Regions from separate parts of the Homo sapiens genome. Here regions 2, 3, 4, 5 and 6 are each linked to region 1. The links are chromatin contacts, found by Hi-C or POLR2A ChIA-PET in ENCODE. All regions are on one chromosome and are shown on one strand. The core of a region is the stretch at or near the end of the contact, and the rest is flanking DNA. Distances in the headings are between cores, read along the strand shown. Region 1 holds the start of DYRK1B (dual specificity tyrosine phosphorylation regulated kinase 1B). Region 2 holds the start of SERTAD1 (SERTA domain containing 1). Region 3 holds the start of SHKBP1 (SH3KBP1 binding protein 1). Region 4 holds the start of SPTBN4 (spectrin beta, non-erythrocytic 4). Region 5 holds the start of LTBP4 (latent transforming growth factor beta binding protein 4). Region 6 holds the start of C19orf47 (chromosome 19 open reading frame 47).

Region 1 (2,700 bases), core at 100-2,599:
ATTACTCCAATATCCCATCCCAATCAAGGCCCACTCCTCCTGATGGGAGAAGGAGGAGGTGTCTCTTCCCACAGTTTAGAGTGATCATCCTTTTCTCCCCTACACTGCTTCCTTGCCCCCCTACACACACACACACACCCTAATATTCCTACCACAGACCTTTCTCCAGGCACCCCTCTTTATACCAGGGTCATTCCACAACTGTGTCCACTCCTAGAGGGCCTCAAAGTCAAATCCCCAAGTTATCACATAGGGTTCTCTCCTCCCAGAGTTGTCAGCTACAGCAAAAATCTTCTCCCCATGGGCCACTCTCTCCCCCATGTCAAATCCCTTTCTCCTATTCCATGCCTTGCCACTCCACGACTCCTCCACCCTTGGAGCTTCCCCCAAAAAACCACCTCTTCTCCGGGGCCCTCCCACACCAGGATCATCTCTCCCAGCCCCCACCCCCTACCCGGGTCAGGGCTGGCGCGGGGCCCACGGGGGGCTGGGGCGCGGTGGGGCCCCCAGTGGGGTGGGCGAGCGGCCAGCATGGCGGCGGTGGCGGCGCTGAAAAGGCGACCGCCTGTCTCTGGCCCGGCCGGCCCCGCGGCGGGGAGGGCAAGCGGGACAGGAGGCCCGGTGGGTGACAACAGCAGCCGCCACTGCCACCGGGGGCGGGGAGAGGAGGGGACAAGGGTCAGCCCAGGGCACGCGGGGGAAGAGTAGAGCAGGTGGACGGGGGAGGGGCGACACGCCCCACCCTGAGTGACCACCAGCCCCTAGGGACCCGGCGTCCCGCCCCCCACCCAGGAGGCCCTCCTGGGCCTGCTGAGACCGGAAGGCGGGGCCCGACTGAGCTTGGCAATCGGCACCTGCCATGGCAACAACTGTACCATTGGTCGCTGGTGCCAAGAGCTCAGCCAATCACAGCCTAGGGCAGCTGTTGCTAGGCGACGAAGAAGCGGCCCGCGGAGCTGAGCCCAAACAAAGGGCGGGAGTGGGGCCCGGCTACCCCCTCCCAGCCTCCCTCCTGCAACTGCTTCCTCGGGCTTGGCCGGTTCCAGGAATTCAACTATGAATAGCCAGGCAGGGCCCGCACCTGCCTGCCACCCCCCTCCTCTCCTCCCTTGGCCTCGTGCTAAGTCTCACGGCGACGGGAGCAGGGCGGATCCCGTCCTGCCCACCTCCCTGCGACCGCTTGCCGCCCCACCCGTCCCCGCGCCGTTACCTGAAGGAGCGGGCAAGGGGACTCAAACTGCTCGGGGAGCCCGAGCTCAGACCTGCCCACTGGCTGAGGGTATCCGGCGGACGCGGCAAGCCAGGGCCCCGATTACCCAGTAATGCAACCAGCAAAATGGCGACCACAACAAACCGGCCCCCCCACGCCCTGGACTCCGCCCCCATCCCTCCCTCTCCGCTCCCCTCACGTGACCCACACTGACACTCCGCCTGCGCGAGATGGCCGCTTACCTGCACGCATGCGCAGCGAGCTACCAATCCCACCCAAGAACCGAAATCCAGGCTGCCGCTGCGCAAAGGCAGCTAGAAACGGAGCATGCGCTCTGTGACCGAGTGAGAATTTACCCAACCCCGCAAAATTGACCAAGGGTGCGTGCTCCCTGTGTCAGCAGGTCAAGGGGAGGAATGAGCAGCAGACATGGGAGACGGATGAGTCTTTTAATAGAAAAACACACGTGCAACAGTATCAACACACATCTCTCGCAATCCTGACAGCGCTGAACTTCAGTTCTTCACCTTGGGGGGTGGCCTGTGAGAGGAAGATAGGTGATGAAGGAGGGTCCCCAGGATCATGGCACTCGGGGTGCAAGGGACAGAGATGTCTGTCTTGGTGTATTGCTGGGCCCCTGCTCACCTGTACACTCCCACGACCACGGCATGGTCTCTTTCATATGGCTCAAGGGTCAACTGCTCCTGCGGCTTCATGTTCTCCTGTTGCATCTTTTTCACTTCGGAGGCAAACACGGCCTCGGCTGAGGCTGTGGAGTCAATGCAGTTGGCCTAAAGAGGAGAAAGGACTAATGTCTACAACAGGGCTTTGGGCTGTTTTTCTCTTGTGTGCTCTTTAAACCAGATGTTTTCATTATTAATTCAAGTAAAACTCAGTGCTATGGTTCTAGTGTGTCCCCCAAAGTTCATGTGTTGGAAACGTAACCCTTAAATGCAAGAGTTGAGAGGTGGGACCTTCGAGAGATGATTCAGGTCATGAGGCCTCTGCCTTCCTGAATAGAGTAATGCTATTATCACAAGAGTGGGTTGCTGATTAAAAGGATGATTATGCCCCCTTTCTATCTTGCTCTCACCCTTCTGCCAATGGATGACAGCAAGAAGGCCCTCGCCAGATTCAGACCTCCAATCTTGGACTTTCCAGCCTTTGGAACTGGGAGCCAAATAAATTTCCATTCATTATAAATTACCCAGTCTAAGGCTGGGCGTGGTGGCTCACGCCTGTAATCCCAGCACTTTGGGAGGCCGAGGTGGCTCAATCACGAAATCAGGAGATTGAGACCATCCTGGCCAACACGGTGAAACCCTATCTCTACTAAAAATACAAAAATTAGTCGGGTGTGGTGGCGCACACCTGTAGTCCCACCTACTCGGGAAGCTGACGCAGGAGAATCGCTTGAACCCAGGAACTGGAGGTTGCAGTGAGCCGAGATCGTACCACTGCACTCCAACCTGGTGACAGAGTAAGACTCC
Region 2 (2,700 bases), core at 127-2,626, 590 kb after region 1:
CTCCTGTAAGGAGGTGACATTTGAATGGAGCCCTCAGGCCAGAGAAGTCAGCCATGGGAGACCCTGGGAAAAGCATTCCGGGAGGAGGGAACAACAAAAAAAGGCAGAGAAAAGCCCAGAGGCTGGATGGGCTTGAACTGGAAAGAGACCAGCATGGGTGGCACACAGAGAGTGACATGGTAGGAGACCAGATTGGGGAGCAGCTAGGGGAACGGGCACAAGCCAGGTCACAGAAAGCCACATATGCAGAAGTAGGGAGTTTGGATTTTATCCTGAGTGTGGTGGGCAGTCATTAAAGGAATTTGAGCAGGGAGGGAATGGTGCTGTGAGCTGATTAGGTTTCCGGAAGATCCCCCCCATGGCTGCTTCGAGGAAGACTGTGGGGGGCAAAAAGAGGGGGGATCTGAGACCCACTGGTAGGCTGTACTCGTTTGGGACGGACGATGGTGATGGCCTGGAGTAGGAGCTGGTAGTGGCATGGAAGGAAGTCGGTCGAGTCAGGACTTATTTGGGAGGCAGAATAGACAGGGCTTGTCGGGAAATCGTGATCGGCACCGGGTTCAGTCACTGAGATAAGTTTGAGGGTCCACTGTTCTTGGAGTGGCGGGGGTAGGGCTGGAGTTTTGGACTCCTGGCGCTACCTACTTTTTTGGGCCAGGAAGACTGTAGAGTCCAGTTTCGGAACCCTGCCTAGCAAGATTTTAAGAATGGCCCACCACACTACTCAAAACAGGGTCTTCGTCCCCTTCCCCGCAGTCCGGGGAGTCCGGAACCGCAGGAATTCCGCCCCCACCCCCGACTCCGCCCCCGGGTCCCGGCGCCCCCTAGCGGTGCCCAGGCCGGCTTTCCCCCGGGGATTCTGGCCCCTCTGACCCCAGGACCCCTTCTACTGCCCCGATTCCCGGCTGTGATTCCTGCCGGCCTCCCGGCGCCGTGCGAGCCGGGACCCCTGGCGGGCTGTTCTCTGCGCCCGGCCTCCGCTCGCTTCCGGCAGTGGAGGCGGCTCCTCCCGAAGCGGCGGCGGCGGGGGCGGGTGAGTCACGCAGCCGGAGCCAAGAAGCCGGCGCCTCCGCCCCCTTCTCGGACTGCGGCGTGATTCACCCGGCCCGGCCGGGGCAGACAGCACGTAGAGGTCCGTGCGTCTCGATCCCGGGCAGCCCCGGCGGGCACCTGTCGGACCCAGGGATCGAACTCTGTGAAGGACCCGGCCGCTGGTAGCCCTTCTGTTCCCAGGCCCCTTCATTTACATACCTTGCTCACTAGCGGCCAATCAGAACGAAGAGGTAGCCACCCACAACCAATCAGGAAACGGCGGCGGCAGCATCGCTTGTTGGCTGTCCTCCGGAAACCCGCGCCTGGGTCGCGAGACGCAGTTCTGACTCCGGCTCACGACTCCAGACTCCTAACTACCCTTAGCGACCGCCCACTCTCGTGGCTGCCCCGCCCTCCGCCCCAGGGATTGGCCCTGCATGGTGATGGGCGGAGCTTGTAGGGGGCGGATTCTGAAGGAGGGGCTTCAGGGCGCATGCCCGGGCAGCTGCGCGAGTGAGGGGTGGAAAGAGGTGGCTTTTTACTCCGGGGAACGGTGGCGAGTGGGGGCTTTTGCCTCTCAAAATACGAGCCCCTCACAACTACCCATGCACCTGCCAAACCCGGCAATTAAGCTTCTTACACATCCAGCCCCGACAGGGGTCTACACTACAGATAATGCCCGGGTTCAAATTCCGACTCCGGATTCCCCACTCACTGGATGCGTGACCTTGGAAAAATGATCAACCTCTTCAAGCTACACAAAGTTAAATGGGGATCGTCTTGCCTACCTCTTGACAGGATACTTTAAGTAGGATCGTATCTATAAGAACACAATACCACACTCAAGCAATGCTGGACAGTTGGACTTAATTGTGGTTAAAGGCGGGAGTGAGGTGGGAGTGCGATACCAACGGAATCACATCCCGGGCTCCATTCCCTAAGCAGCTGTGTGACCTGCGGCAAGTGTTTTAATCCCTTCTGGTCTGTTTCTCCTTTAAAATGAGAGAAAATAGCGCCTAGTTTACAGGATTGTTTTTAAGGATTAAATTAATTCATGAAAAATCTTCAGAGTGGGGTGCAACATGTTTTGTGTTTTTTTTTTTTTTTTCATTTTATTTATTTATTTATTTATTTATTTGAGACAGATTCTCACTCCGTCGCCCAGGCTGGAGTGCAGGGGCACGATCTCGGTTCACTGTAACCTCCGCCTCCCAGGTTCAAGCAATTATCCTGCCTCAGCCTCCCGAGTAGCTGGGACTACAGGCGTGCGCCACCACGCCCGGTTAATTTTTGTATTTTTAGTAGAGATGGGGTTTCACCATGTTAGCCAGGCAGGTCTCAAACTCCTCACCTCAGGTGATCCGCCCTCCTCGGCCCCTGAGTGTTGGGATTACAGGCGTGAGCTACCGCGCCCAGCTGCTTATTATTTTTTTCTTTACTTTTTATTTTATTTTATTTTGCTTTTGAGACAGGGTCTCGCTCTGTCACCCAGGCTGAAGTGCAGGGGTGCCATCTCGGCTCACTGCAGCCTCCCAGGTTCAAGCCATCCTCCTGCCTCAGACCCCCAAGCAGCTGGGACTACAGGCGCACACCACCATGCCTGGTTAGCAACGTTGTTTCTTTGTTAGTAGTAATAGCTGTTGTAATAAGACAAGCTCTTAGTTCAAG
Region 3 (2,700 bases), core at 83-2,582, 740 kb after region 1:
ATCGCAGGGCCAGCGGGCGCAGGAAGTGACTTCCCACCCCCAGGACCTGACACATCTCGTCTCCCCTCTTTTCCGCACTGTGGGCACAAAGACACTTTTTCTTCCGCAGGGGCGGGAGCCCCTAGTTCCAACACTGAGGACGCGTGACATGGTGGGCACCGGAAAGGAGGGGACTTCTCCTGCACCCCAAGAAGTGGTGGGGAGATTGCTGCCCCTATAGCCATATCTCGGCCCCTTCCCACTCACCACCCCCACCCCAGGTGCTGGGGGTCCCTTATTTTTATGCAATAACTGAGCTTGATGGGGGTGGGCAGGGGGCCAGTTGAGCCAAGCCCCCAGCCCCGATCTGCAGATCCTGCCCCAAGAAGCTGGGGTGGTGGGGGCAGTAATTCCTGCCCCCCTCTCTGCCCTAGGGATGGGCACGGGGGCGCTGGTGAGGTCCCCTGGACCATCCAGGGTGCTAGGGGGCAGGGAGGGGACACCCCCTCCCCGCCTTTACCTCACTTCCAATGCTGCCTTGATCTCTGTCTGGGAGGGGGGAGTGAAGGGGCCCTAGCCCCCTGCACTCCGCCGCCTCAGAGCCATGCGGTTAATTCCTGACTTAGTTTATTTTTGCAAAACGTCGATCTCCTCCTCCCCCGCCCCGCATCCGCGAAGGCTTTTAATGGGAGGGGCGTCAAAGCTCAAAACTGTTTTCCTCTCTCCTCCCCCCTCCAGTTGTAAATGCCACTTCATGAGGGGAGGGGCGAGGGGAAGCCCACCCCTGCATGCTTCTGGCTGGAGCACCTCCCTGGGGAGTCGGGGGATTGGGTTGTGGGCAGTCCCCATGGCCGCCTGGAGAAGCCGCTGGGGCCCGGGGGTGTGGGGCGGTGTGGCGGGCGCACACTGTATGTACCTATAATAAACCCTTTGGCTTTGACGGTCTATGGTCCTTTGTTTGGGTTTTCTGGGCTGCGCCCGGGAGGATTGAAAGGAGGGCTGTGGTGGCTGTAGGGGTGGGTGCGGGGTGGGGAGAGGGGCACGGGGGTACCGTGGCTGCGGAGAACATCCAGATGTACCCTTTTATGTGGACTTAATTTCGGGGTCTAAACACACGCCCCTTGACGAGAACCTAGAGGGATGGAGAATATTTCGTTATGCTTCGTAATAAACTTCCCCAAAGGAGACTCCGGGTCCGCCCCGTCAAGTTCAGGAAAGGCGGACCCCTTTAAGGAGGCGGAAAAGTTAACCGCGATGGGCAGGCGCTCTGTCCAATCGCTAGTGACTCCTGGAGTCTCTGGCCCAATGAGCAGCCTATGGAGGCGGGGTCCGGGTGCACACCCGGAAGTGGGTGCGGGCCAGCCGGCTCGCCCGGGGGCCATGGCAGCAGCGGCTACTGCAGCCGAGGGGGTCCCCAGTCGGGGGCCTCCCGGGGAAGTCATTCATCTGAATGTGGGAGGCAAGAGGTGAGTGTGGGAGACTCCTGAGGTCCCATCCTCGGGGGCGGGAAGCGGGGTGGGAGTATCCGCCTCTCCTGGGGGAATCCCTGTCCATCAAGGGTTGCTCCGCCCCCCCCCCCTTTGGAGGCGCGAGATTCTGGAAAAACGCCGGGGGAGGGGGAAGGGGAGGGAACCCTGGATCCTGCGGGAGGGGGACGCATTCCTCACCCGCTCCTCTTCATCTCTTGCGTCCGTTTACCTTCCCCGCCCAGATTCAGTACCTCTCGCCAGACTCTCACCTGGATCCCAGACTCCTTCTTCTCCAGGTGATCGGGAGAGCGAGTTTGGGGCGAGGGTAGGAGGGATGGAGAGGGCGTGGGAGACCTAATATCCACTCCCCCGGCCCGTGACGCCTGCTCGGTGTCCCTTCCCTGCAGTCTTCTGAGCGGACGCATCTCGACGCTGAAAGATGAGACCGGAGCAGTGAGTCGGACAAGAACTGAAATGGGATGGGGGGGAGGGGTTGGTAGGAAGAGGGGCAGGACCCCACTCAGTCCTGCCTTTTACCCCATCCATCCTCTGCCCCCCTTTCCCGCAGATCTTCATCGACAGGGACCCTACAGTCTTCGCCCCCATCCTCAACTTCCTGCGCACCAAAGAGTTGGATCCCAGGTTGGCATGGAAAAAGGGGAGGGAGTCCCTCACTGTCTTCAGTCCCTGAGGAGTTCTTTCACCTCCTCTGAATGTCCACGTGAGCTCCATTCTATTAGAATTCTCATTCAGAACCTTGATCACAGGCCGGGCGCGCCGGGATTGCTCACGCCTGTAATCCCAACACTTTGGGAGGCCGAGGTGGGAGGATCACTTGAGCCCAGGATTTGGAGACTAGCCTGGGCAACATAGCGAGACCCCTTCTCTAAAAAAGCAAACAGGCAAAACTTCATGAGAATCTTGATCATGTTAAAATTTTATGTCCTTCGATTTCTCCCTACACACACACACACACACACACACACACACACACACACACACACTCAACATTTCCTCCACCCATATCATCACTCCTTAGCATCTTTATTCCATCAAAACTTTCTACCCCTTGACATTCTCTGTGCAGTTTTGAAAATTACCCTCTCAGCATTCTCTGTTCACCCCCACACCTAGACCCTGACCTCTAGTCAATTCTACTACCCAGGGGTGTCCACGGTTCCAGCCTCCTCCATGAAGCCCAGTTCTATGGGCTCACTCCTCTGGGTAAGTGGGAGCCCCCAGCTATCATCCT
Region 4 (2,735 bases), core at 1-2,500, 630 kb after region 1:
CTGGGCGGTGCTCTCTGCCCTACTCAAGCCAGGAACAACGGGGCGGAGCTGGCTCGAAGGGCCACGCCTCAGACTCTCCGCCCGCGGCTCAGGTCAAGGGGCGGGGCCTAACGCGGATGGGCGGGGCAGGCGTCAGCTTGCATTCGCTCACCGTCCAGCACCGCCCTCTCTGCGCGCCACTTAGACTGGAAGGCGGGGCCACAGAAGGCCACGCCTCCACATAGCAACAAATAGAGTGGACGGAGCCGAGATAACTTGTCACTCAGCGCCCTGCCTCCGCGCTCCACCTCCCGGAGAGGGGCGGGGCCAGGCGAGCCTCACCCACGGCCTCTCGTAGCTCACGCCCCCTCTCCCGGAGCCTGGAGCGGATCTGGGGCGCACTCTAAGCCCCAGGGCCTCCCAGAACCAGCAAGGGGAGAAAGTTAGGAGGACAGAGTGTGTGTGTGCACTTGGATGTAAGACACTGTGTCACGGCGTACCTATGCACTTATATGACCCTGTGTGACTCAGTGACCCGGAGGGCAAGCAGGACTGTGGGTGACACCTTGTGTCATCCTCTGAGTGTGATCCCGTGTTACAGTGTGACTACACGTGCGTGACACCACGTGTGGCAGGCATTGATTCTGTTCTTTTGTGACCTTGTGGTGACACCGTGGGTGACACTGCGTCAGCCTGTACGATAGGGTGTGGGACGTGTGAGGTGTGCTACATGGAAGCGTGAGACTAATTAGACTGTGACAGTGTGTGACACCACATGTCTCGTGTAAGGATGTGTGACACCGGGACCCCATTCGAGTGTGTGGCTGTGGGTGTCTGTGTTGAGCTGCTCATTGTGACCCCCTGTGACTATGATGTGTGAGGTGCGGCGGTGCAGCATGTGCGGGGCGACTGCTATGAAGGTTCGAGTGTGTAGAGTGTGTGACACTGTGGCTGTGAAGCTGTGCGTGATGTGTGGGCCTATGACACTGTTTGTGACTGCCGGGGAGTGTGCGGCTGTGTGTGACAGGTGCATTTGTGTGTGACGCCGCGTGGGCGGTGGTTACCCTATTGGATTTGTGTGGTGGTGGGTGACACCGTTCCAGTGTGGACGCCGCGTGTGACGGCGTGAGGGTGTGACCCCGTGAGACCCCACAGGAGGGAGTGACGGCGCGCAAGCGCGTGGATGCGGGGGTGAGTTTGTGCGCCGAGGCCCCCGCGAGTATGGCAGCGTGGCGAGCGTGACCCCGTGGGAGTGTGCAGCGCGTGACGCCGCCGTGCCCTCGCGAGTGCAGCCGTGCACCCCACGCCGCGGCCGGGTGTGACTGCGCGTGGGCCTCGGGCGGCGGGGCGCGGGGACCGCGGGCGGGAGGGGGTCCCGGGGGCGCGCTGAGCGCGGCGGCGGCGCGAGAGAGGGAGGCGCGGCGGCGCATGCGGATCTGGCTGAGCCGCGGGCCGGCGGGGCCGAGCTGAGCCGGGCTGGGCCGGGCCGGGCCGGGCCGGGCAGCGGACGCCGACAGGGAGGGCGGTCGGTCGCGGCGAGCAGCGGAGACAGCGACGCTGGCGGCCGCGGGCCCAGGTGAGCTGCTAGGGGGGCCGACAGCCCCTCCCCCAAGTATGTCCCCACCTGGCGAGCATCCCTCCTCCGCGCGCACGGGGCATGGCTGGAGCCCCGGGTCTCCCCGGCTGGAGGGAGGCAAAGGGTCGAGGGCAGGACGAGCCCACAACCCCCCCACCCGGTCTAGCTTCCGCGCCACGCGTGGGTCTTACCCCCAGGCCTTGTCCTTCCCAGGCCCCCTCCTTGGGCGCAGTGTCTGGACCGCAGGGAGAGAGGCGCGGCCTGGGAAGGGTTAAAGCCTCTGATGCCACCGCAGCCCAGCGCCCCACCAGCCTTTGCGGGGGGGGGGGGGTGTTGGGGGGAGGCTCGCAGGACACCCCTTCCCGGCTTCCCTATTACCTGCTCCCTTCCTTCCCATTCAATCGCGTTATGGCCAGAGCTGATCCTCGGCCTGGCCAGAGGGCTAACAGGAGTGCTAAGGGCCTCCCCATCTCTAAGTGTCTTCCACTGAAGAAAACAGCTGTAACCACCGTTTAACAGGGAGGGAAACTGAGGCACAGAAAGGCCAAGTTAAAGATACTCGGTTAAAGATACAGCAAGAATAAAGCGGAACTTGAACTCATTTCTGTCTGACTCCAGAAGAGGCAAATCGATTTGCTGAGATGTGTGAGGAAAAGATGAAGAATAATAGCAAGGAACATGTATCAAGGGCTTGCAGTGTACCAGATACCATGATCCCTGCATTAATAACTTACCTCTTCAAACACCGCTAAGAAACGGGTACGATTATCATTACTTTTTTTTTTTTTTGAGACGGAGTTTCACTCTTGTCACCCAAGTTGGAGTGTAATGGCGCGATCTTGGCTCACTGCAACCTCTGCCTCCCGACTTCAAGCAGTTCTCCTGCCTCAGCCTCCCAAGTAGCTGGGATTACGGGCATGAGCTACCATGCCTGGCTAATTTTGAATTTTTAGTAGACATGGGGTTTCACTATGTTGGTAAGGCTGGTCTCCAACTCTTGACCTCAGGTGACCCACCCACCTCCTTGGCCTCTCAAAGTGCTGGGATTATAGGCGTGAGCCACCGCCTGGCCTACCCTTTTGTGTGTGTGTGACAGAGTTTCATTCTGTCATTCAGGCTGGAGTGCAGTGAGTCAATCTCAGCTCACTGCAACCTCCATCCCCCAGGTTCAAGCGATTCT
Region 5 (2,726 bases), core at 1-2,500, 770 kb after region 1:
GGGCCGGGGACTACTGAGAAGGAGGCCCCCACAGCGTGCCCCCGCTGGCAAGGCCCCGGGTAAGCACATCCGCCTTTCCTCCGCCTGGGGCGAGGGGGGTTCCGGGCCAGATAAAGCCGTCTGGTTCCCACGGTCCAGCCGCCGCCTACCCGCCCCCCGTTGTAGCTCAGCACCCACCCCCAGGACGAGGCCCCCTCTAGGGACCCCAGCGTCCGGCCGTGCGAGGTGAGCCCGGGACAGGACCAGACACAGGCCAGAGGCACTGACCCGCGGGGGTGGGGCCGGGAAGCCAGGCGTCCGGGCTCCCCGCGGCCGAAGAGGGAGGGCGCTGGCCCGTTAGAAAGCTCCGCCGAACCAGCCCAGACAACAAAAGCGATTGTGCGGGTTGGCGCCTGCCTGGGCACCAAATGCTCAAGATTGTGGGGCGGCTGGGGGCCAAAGGCCTCCTCCTGTTTCCCGAATCTTCCCCCTGCCCTCCTCCCGCTCCAGCTCTTGACCCCTAGTCTAGAACACCCCTCATCTCAAACACCCTCAAAACCCTCCTCTTGCTGTAGCCTTCAGCCCAGATGTGACCCCTCCCCCTAAAGTCTTCCAGATGTGAGCCTCGGGCCAGATGTTAGTACCCCCGCCCACAGCCTCCCTTTATCCATTGTGACTTCTCCCGCCAGGTGTGGCGTTCTGGCCAGATGTGGCTACATCTTCACATGTATCCCCCCCACCTCCAGCCTCCTGCCCAGGATCTAGACGCCCAATTCCTTTATGTGCCCAGGTGTAGCGACCCTTCTCCCATCCCTCAGATGTCCCACCTGGCTGTCCAGATGTACCATGATAGCCCCCTATCAAGATGAAGCCCCTTTCTCTGTGCCCCGGGCAGAAGAGGATCAACTCTTAGCTGTCTCCCCAAATGTGGCCCCCACTACTCTTAATGGATTTCCTCTTTATGGATTCAGCTCTGTCTGGGGGGAAACCCGCCCGCCCCCACCTGTTCCCTTCCCCGCCGCTCCCCTACAGGCCCGGTCCACTTGTTGGTGCGCGGATGGGGACAGAGGGGGCGCCCCGCTCACCCCTGCGAGTCTAGCGCCCAGCCTGCGAGCCTCTGGCTAAGCGCCCAGCCCCACGCGCCCCCGCGCGGCCGCCGGGGAGGGAGTGGTGAGGAGGGGGGGCCTGAGCGGGGGCGCGGGCGACCTCCCCCGCGGGCGGGCGGGCGGGTGCGGCCGGGCCCCTCGGGCGGGCTGGGGCGGCGGCGCGGCGGAGCGCGGCGCTGCAGCCATGGCGGGCGGCGTGCGGCTGCTCTGGGTGTCGCTATTGGTGCTGCTGGCGCAGCTAGGGCCGCAGCCTGGACTGGGCCGGCTCGGAGAGCGTCTCCGCGTGCGCTTCACCCCGGTCGTGTGCGGCCTGCGCTGCGTCCATGGGCCGACCGGCTCCCGCTGTACCCCGACCTGCGCGCCCCGCAACGCCACCAGCGTGGACAGCGGCGCTCCCGGCGGGGCGGCCCCGGGGGGACCCGGCTTCCGCGCCTGTGAGTGCGGGGTGGTGGTCCCGAGAGAGCGGCTCCGGGGGGGAGGAGGATCCCTGGGGATGGAGGAGACAGTCCTCCAGGGAGAGGGAGCCCAGATTCCATATGCAATAGTGCAAGGGAATATCAGGGGCTATTTGAGGAAGGGGGCCCCAAATTCCTGGCTTTTGGGGTTGGGTCCTGAGGGTTCCGATTTTGCAAGCAATGAGGGTTCTTAGAGGCCTGTGATGTCCCACGTGAGGGAATTGGCGCCAGCTTTCATGCTTTGCGTCAAAATGGGGATCTCAGAATTGAGGGGCCTGAGAACTTTTGGGAGGGGGGCTCGAATTCTGAGACGCTGAGTAAGGAGTCCCCGGGGACCAAGCAAGAGTCTCAGGACCGCATGGGGGACGTCTCAGTTTCTGTGTGTTTGGGTGGGAAGGTTCTGTATGGGAATGCCTGTGAGGTGGGGTACTAGAGAGAAGAAAGTTAATCCGAAGAACTAAGAGGGAGAGGGGACAGAGACGGGGGTTGTGTGTGTGTGTGTGTGTGTGTGTGTGTGTGTGTGTGGCGGCGGGGGTGGGGTGGGGGTGTCTCCGCAGGACCTGAGTTGCAGGGGTCCCACGTGCGACAGAAATCCAGATAAGAGGGCTTACGGAAGGGGCGCCCCCTGGGGGCGGAGGGGACAGGAGGTGTATGCACCAGGCACTCCTAGAGATGGGGAGCCTTGGGGGTTCAGGTGAGGTGGGGGAGGGCGCACCACCTGTTGTTCCAGGATGCAAAAGTGGGCAGACTCTCTGGGATCGGGCCTTCCTGCCCCCTACCCCGCAGACCCTATGGAGTGGGGAGTGGGGGCCCCTGGAGCGGAGAACTCGCCCAGCCTGGCCCCCAGCCAGCCCAGCCCGGCCGGCGTGAGCTCATCTCCCGCCTGAGCCCCCGCCCGCTGCCACTCCCTCTCTCCTCCCCTTCCTCCCTCTTTCTTTCACTCTTTCCCGGCCCAGCCCCAACGTGCCTGTGCCAGGCGCCATGCCCAGGCGGGTGCCAAGCCCTTGGGGGTGCAAGGAGTGGCATGTGAAGTGGGGGCTGACCTCAAAGGGACCCCTATGTCCTCAACTCCCCGCTTGGCCAGGGCTGTGGGGCATGACGTTGGCTGTGGCCATCTAGTGGCCCACCCTGGGTGTAGGCACCCCCAGGGAGCTGGCCTGCGGGCCTGCATTCAGGCCAAGAGAAG
Region 6 (2,700 bases), core at 200-2,699, 510 kb after region 1:
CAGTAAGCTAGGGAAACAGTGGGACAGTCACTGACTTAATGCTAGTTTTATACAAAGTGTGAGCTGGGAACAAGTATAAGGACAACTTAATGGGGGTCCATGGGATCTGACAACAGGGAATCACACAGTACAGGTTCTGAACAGTATCCCTATTCAAAGGGAATACGTAGTATTCCTTTTCAATTATCTTTCCATTTCAGTGTACAATGTAATGGGCTGTTCAGTTTCCATTGTATTTTACCTGAACTTTTCCTTCCTCTCATGGCCAGCAATGCTAGTTTTCCATTGAAGACAGCAATGCGCCGGGCACGGTGGCTCACACCTGTAATCCCAGCACTTTGGGAGGCAGAGGCGGGCAGATCACCTGAAGTCAGAAGTTCGAGACCAGCCTGACCAACATGCAGAAACCCCGTCTCTACTAAAATACAAAAAAAATTAGCCGGGCGTGGTGGCGCATGCCTGTAATCCCAGCTACTCGGAAGGTTGAGGCAGGAGAATCCCTTGAACCCAGGAAGCGGAGGTTGCGGTGAGACGAAATTGCACCATTGCACTCCAGCCTGGGCAACAAGAGCGAAACTCCGTCTCAAAGAAAAAAAAAAGAAGAAGACAGCAATGCAAATTTGCCTTCTCAAATTAACTTACTGGGGAAAAAAATGCACTAGTCATTATCAAGAAAAAGAAAAAAACTAGTACTTCAGGACTCAGCAAAATTGGTCAAATAGTAAGTGACAGGATGTCGATTTCCCCGGCTCCAATTCTAAGTTTTTCCTATTGCTGTCTCTGAGCTTTCTCCCCCAGCTTCCCTGGAATTCCCAGCTACACCAATGACTCTCAGAATCATTATCATTATAGTCCCAATCCACGAGCTCTCACTGTGCCAGCCCCTCTGCTTAAAATCTTTACACACACAGATTTCATCAGAATCCTCAAGACGACCCTATGATATTGGGACTATCTGCTCTCATTGTACAGATGAGAAAAAACGGGGTTCAAGGAAGCGAAGACACAGGCCCCACTGCCGCACAGTGGAGCGGGACTTGAACCAAAATTCGACGGCTTCCAAACCCAACAATTTTTCATACTAAGCGCTCAAACATCAATACTAATAATAATAGTATAGTAACGAAGTGAGCGTTATGCGGAGGCGCTGAGCTAAGGCATCCAACGTACACGACCTGACTTCTCACTCCCATTTATAAAGCCGGTGATACAGTCGGATTCTAACCCCCATTCCACAGGGGAGGAAACTGAGGCTCAAAGAAACAAATCGTAAGTCCGAAGCCGTACAACGGAGCCCGAACTGAGTCCAGACACCCGGACGCCACCCGTCCCTACCGCAACCGGCCCAGTCCCACCACCCCCGGCCCGCGCCTCACCTGGCCCACCGGGCCCGCGCCCACTCGCGCCGCCCGCCCTCCCTCCCGGCGGCGCCAACTGTCAGACACTCCTCCCCCGGCCCGGGCTGCCCGCCCCGGAAGCATCCTCTCACCGCCGGAAGCTGAACTGACTCGTCCGCGGCCGCTCTACCCCAACAGGCCGCCACCAGCGAGAGTGCGGCCATAACCATCACGTGACCGCCCACCGACACCAGCGAGAGTGCAGTCGTAACCGTCACGTGACCGCCCACCGTCGGCCCGGCGCTCCCCTCCGCCCGAAGCTAGCAAGCGGCGCGGCCAATGAGAAAGGCGCATGCCTGGCCCCCGCCGGCCTGCAGTCTAGCCGTAGTGCGCCTGCGCGCGGCTAGGAGGGGCCGTCAGGCGGGGATACAGCCTGGAAGGTGCGTGTGGGGCTGGGTCTCGGAGTGGGAGACGTGGAGTGCAGGTACTGTGCGATCTGGGGGCGCGGCGCCTCGGCTACCCTCCTCGTGTTGTCTTCCACGCTATAATGCATGGAATATAATATATATTATATGGAATATAATATATGGAATATAATATATATAATTATAGCGTTGTCTTCCACGCTATAATTTATGTCGTCCTCGGTCTCTTTATGTCACCATTCCTCTCCTTCTGTCTCATCCCACTTAAATCCTCACAACTCCTTCTGTCGCCATCACCCTCTTTAAATCCTCACAACTCCTCTTGTTGTCATCAACGCCCTTAACTCGCTTTCGTTCCCTGTAAGCCCTCTTTGCCACCATAGGTCGTAATCGCTCCCTTTAAATTCGTCATCGCCATATGTTACCTGCATCCTGCTTTTGTTGCCATTTCTCCTTTATAAAATCCTCATTTCTCTTTAAACCCTCATCATACCCCCAAGTCACCTTCGCATGGCTACTGTCCCCATCGCTCTTCTTAAATCGCGCTAATGCAACTCTTACGTCATCATTACCCCTTGTGTCTTTGTCCCTCCCTTGGCATCACTGTTCCTCTGACCAGTCACCATCCACTCCTCATGCTTCCAGTTTTCCCCATAAGGAGCCACCCAGCCTTACAGTTATTTTTCTTCCCTCCGTGTCTTCGTCATTTCCCCGTGTCACATCTCACATAACATACGGGGTACTGCAGCCCATTACCTGGGGTGTGTCAGAATCCCAGCCCCACCACTACACCTCTGGATACCTTGACTGCCTTATGGCACCTTTCCAATCCCAGCTTCATCTGCAAAATGCACACGGGGACATCCACATCAGGGCTGAGTGTGACGATTCTGTGAGTTTATTCTTGTGGTAGGCTCAGCTTGACATGGTGTTTTTGG

Evidence for each region. Hi-C counts contacts between places; a loop is a spot of excess contacts on that map. ChIA-PET counts read pairs that join two places held with the same protein, here RNA polymerase II (POLR2A). Pooled maps may share reads with other maps.
Region 2: a map of endothelial cell of umbilical vein shows a loop between it and region 1 (8-fold over the local background). The contact joins the promoter of SERTAD1 here to the promoter of DYRK1B in region 1. A Hi-C loop is called at or near these places in 2 of 168 maps with a recorded cell type or tissue (CD4-positive, alpha-beta T cell and endothelial cell of umbilical vein) and 9 of 50 pooled maps. POLR2A ChIA-PET finds 5 or more read pairs at or near these places in 3 of 52 experiments (A549, B cell and HEK293).
Region 3: a loop to region 1 is called in a map of B cell, with 14 times the contacts of the local background. The contact joins the promoter of SHKBP1 here to the promoter of DYRK1B in region 1. A Hi-C loop is called at or near these places in 1 of 168 maps with a recorded cell type or tissue (B cell) and 7 of 50 pooled maps. POLR2A ChIA-PET finds 5 or more read pairs at or near these places in 2 of 52 experiments (activated naive CD8-positive, alpha-beta T cell and naive thymus-derived CD4-positive, alpha-beta T cell).
Region 4: a loop to region 1 is called in a map of ascending aorta, with 4 times the contacts of the local background. The contact joins the promoter of SPTBN4 here to the promoter of DYRK1B in region 1. A Hi-C loop is called at or near these places in 2 of 168 maps with a recorded cell type or tissue (ascending aorta and gastrocnemius medialis) and 11 of 50 pooled maps.
Region 5: a loop to region 1 is called in a pooled map, with 3 times the contacts of the local background. The contact joins the promoter of LTBP4 here to the promoter of DYRK1B in region 1. A Hi-C loop is called at or near these places in 1 of 168 maps with a recorded cell type or tissue (vagina), 3 of 37 single-sample maps with no recorded cell type and 13 of 50 pooled maps. POLR2A ChIA-PET finds 5 or more read pairs at or near these places in 1 of 52 experiments (OCI-LY7).
Region 6: a loop to region 1 is called in a map of naive thymus-derived CD4-positive, alpha-beta T cell, with 27 times the contacts of the local background. The contact joins the promoter of C19orf47 here to the promoter of DYRK1B in region 1. A Hi-C loop is called at or near these places in 2 of 168 maps with a recorded cell type or tissue (Panc1 and naive thymus-derived CD4-positive, alpha-beta T cell), 1 of 37 single-sample maps with no recorded cell type and 11 of 50 pooled maps. POLR2A ChIA-PET finds 5 or more read pairs at or near these places in 4 of 52 experiments (A549, MCF 10A, Panc1 and 1 more).

Annotation. Positions count from the first base shown.
Region 1 is chr19:39,832,813-39,835,512 of GRCh38, forward strand. It overlaps DYRK1B (dual specificity tyrosine phosphorylation regulated kinase 1B), which reads right to left and starts at 1,350. Exons shown (of 11, transcript NM_004714.3): 1 at 1,211-1,350. FBL (fibrillarin) reads right to left here. Exons shown (of 9, transcript NM_001436.4): 8 at 1,856-2,001; 9 at 1,646-1,750. The coding sequence ends at 1,726. RefSeq lists silencers at 523-792, 1,053-1,162.
Region 2 is chr19:40,424,616-40,427,315 of GRCh38, forward strand. SERTAD1 (SERTA domain containing 1) reads right to left here and starts at 1,377. Exons shown (of 2, transcript NM_013376.4): 1 at 1,252-1,377. RefSeq lists an enhancer at 1-702 and a silencer at 745-834.
Region 3 is chr19:40,575,541-40,578,240 of GRCh38, forward strand. SHKBP1 (SH3KBP1 binding protein 1) reads left to right here and starts at 1,333. Exons shown (of 18, transcript NM_138392.4): 1 at 1,333-1,445; 2 at 1,691-1,744; 3 at 1,856-1,901; 4 at 2,017-2,090; 5 at 2,614-2,672. The coding sequence starts at 1,360. SPTBN4 (spectrin beta, non-erythrocytic 4) reads left to right here. Exons shown (of 36, transcript NM_020971.3): 36 at 1-924. The coding sequence ends at 29. RefSeq lists silencers at 722-811, 1,162-1,341, 1,362-1,431.
Region 4 is chr19:40,465,751-40,468,485 of GRCh38, forward strand. It overlaps SPTBN4 (spectrin beta, non-erythrocytic 4), which reads left to right and starts at 1,251. Exons shown (of 36, transcript NM_020971.3): 1 at 1,251-1,555. RefSeq lists a silencer at 210-409.
Region 5 is chr19:40,600,119-40,602,844 of GRCh38, forward strand. It overlaps LTBP4 (latent transforming growth factor beta binding protein 4), which reads left to right and starts at 1,251. Exons shown (of 30, transcript NM_001042545.2): 1 at 1,251-1,519. The coding sequence starts at 1,270. RefSeq lists a silencer at 1,185-1,334 and an enhancer at 2,516-2,726.
Region 6 is chr19:40,346,948-40,349,647 of GRCh38, forward strand. It overlaps C19orf47 (chromosome 19 open reading frame 47), which reads right to left and starts at 1,450. Exons shown (of 9, transcript NM_001256441.2): 1 at 1,377-1,450. PLD3 (phospholipase D family member 3) reads left to right here and starts at 1,748. Exons shown (of 13, transcript NM_012268.4): 1 at 1,748-1,821. RefSeq lists a silencer at 1,325-1,414 and an enhancer at 1,405-1,694.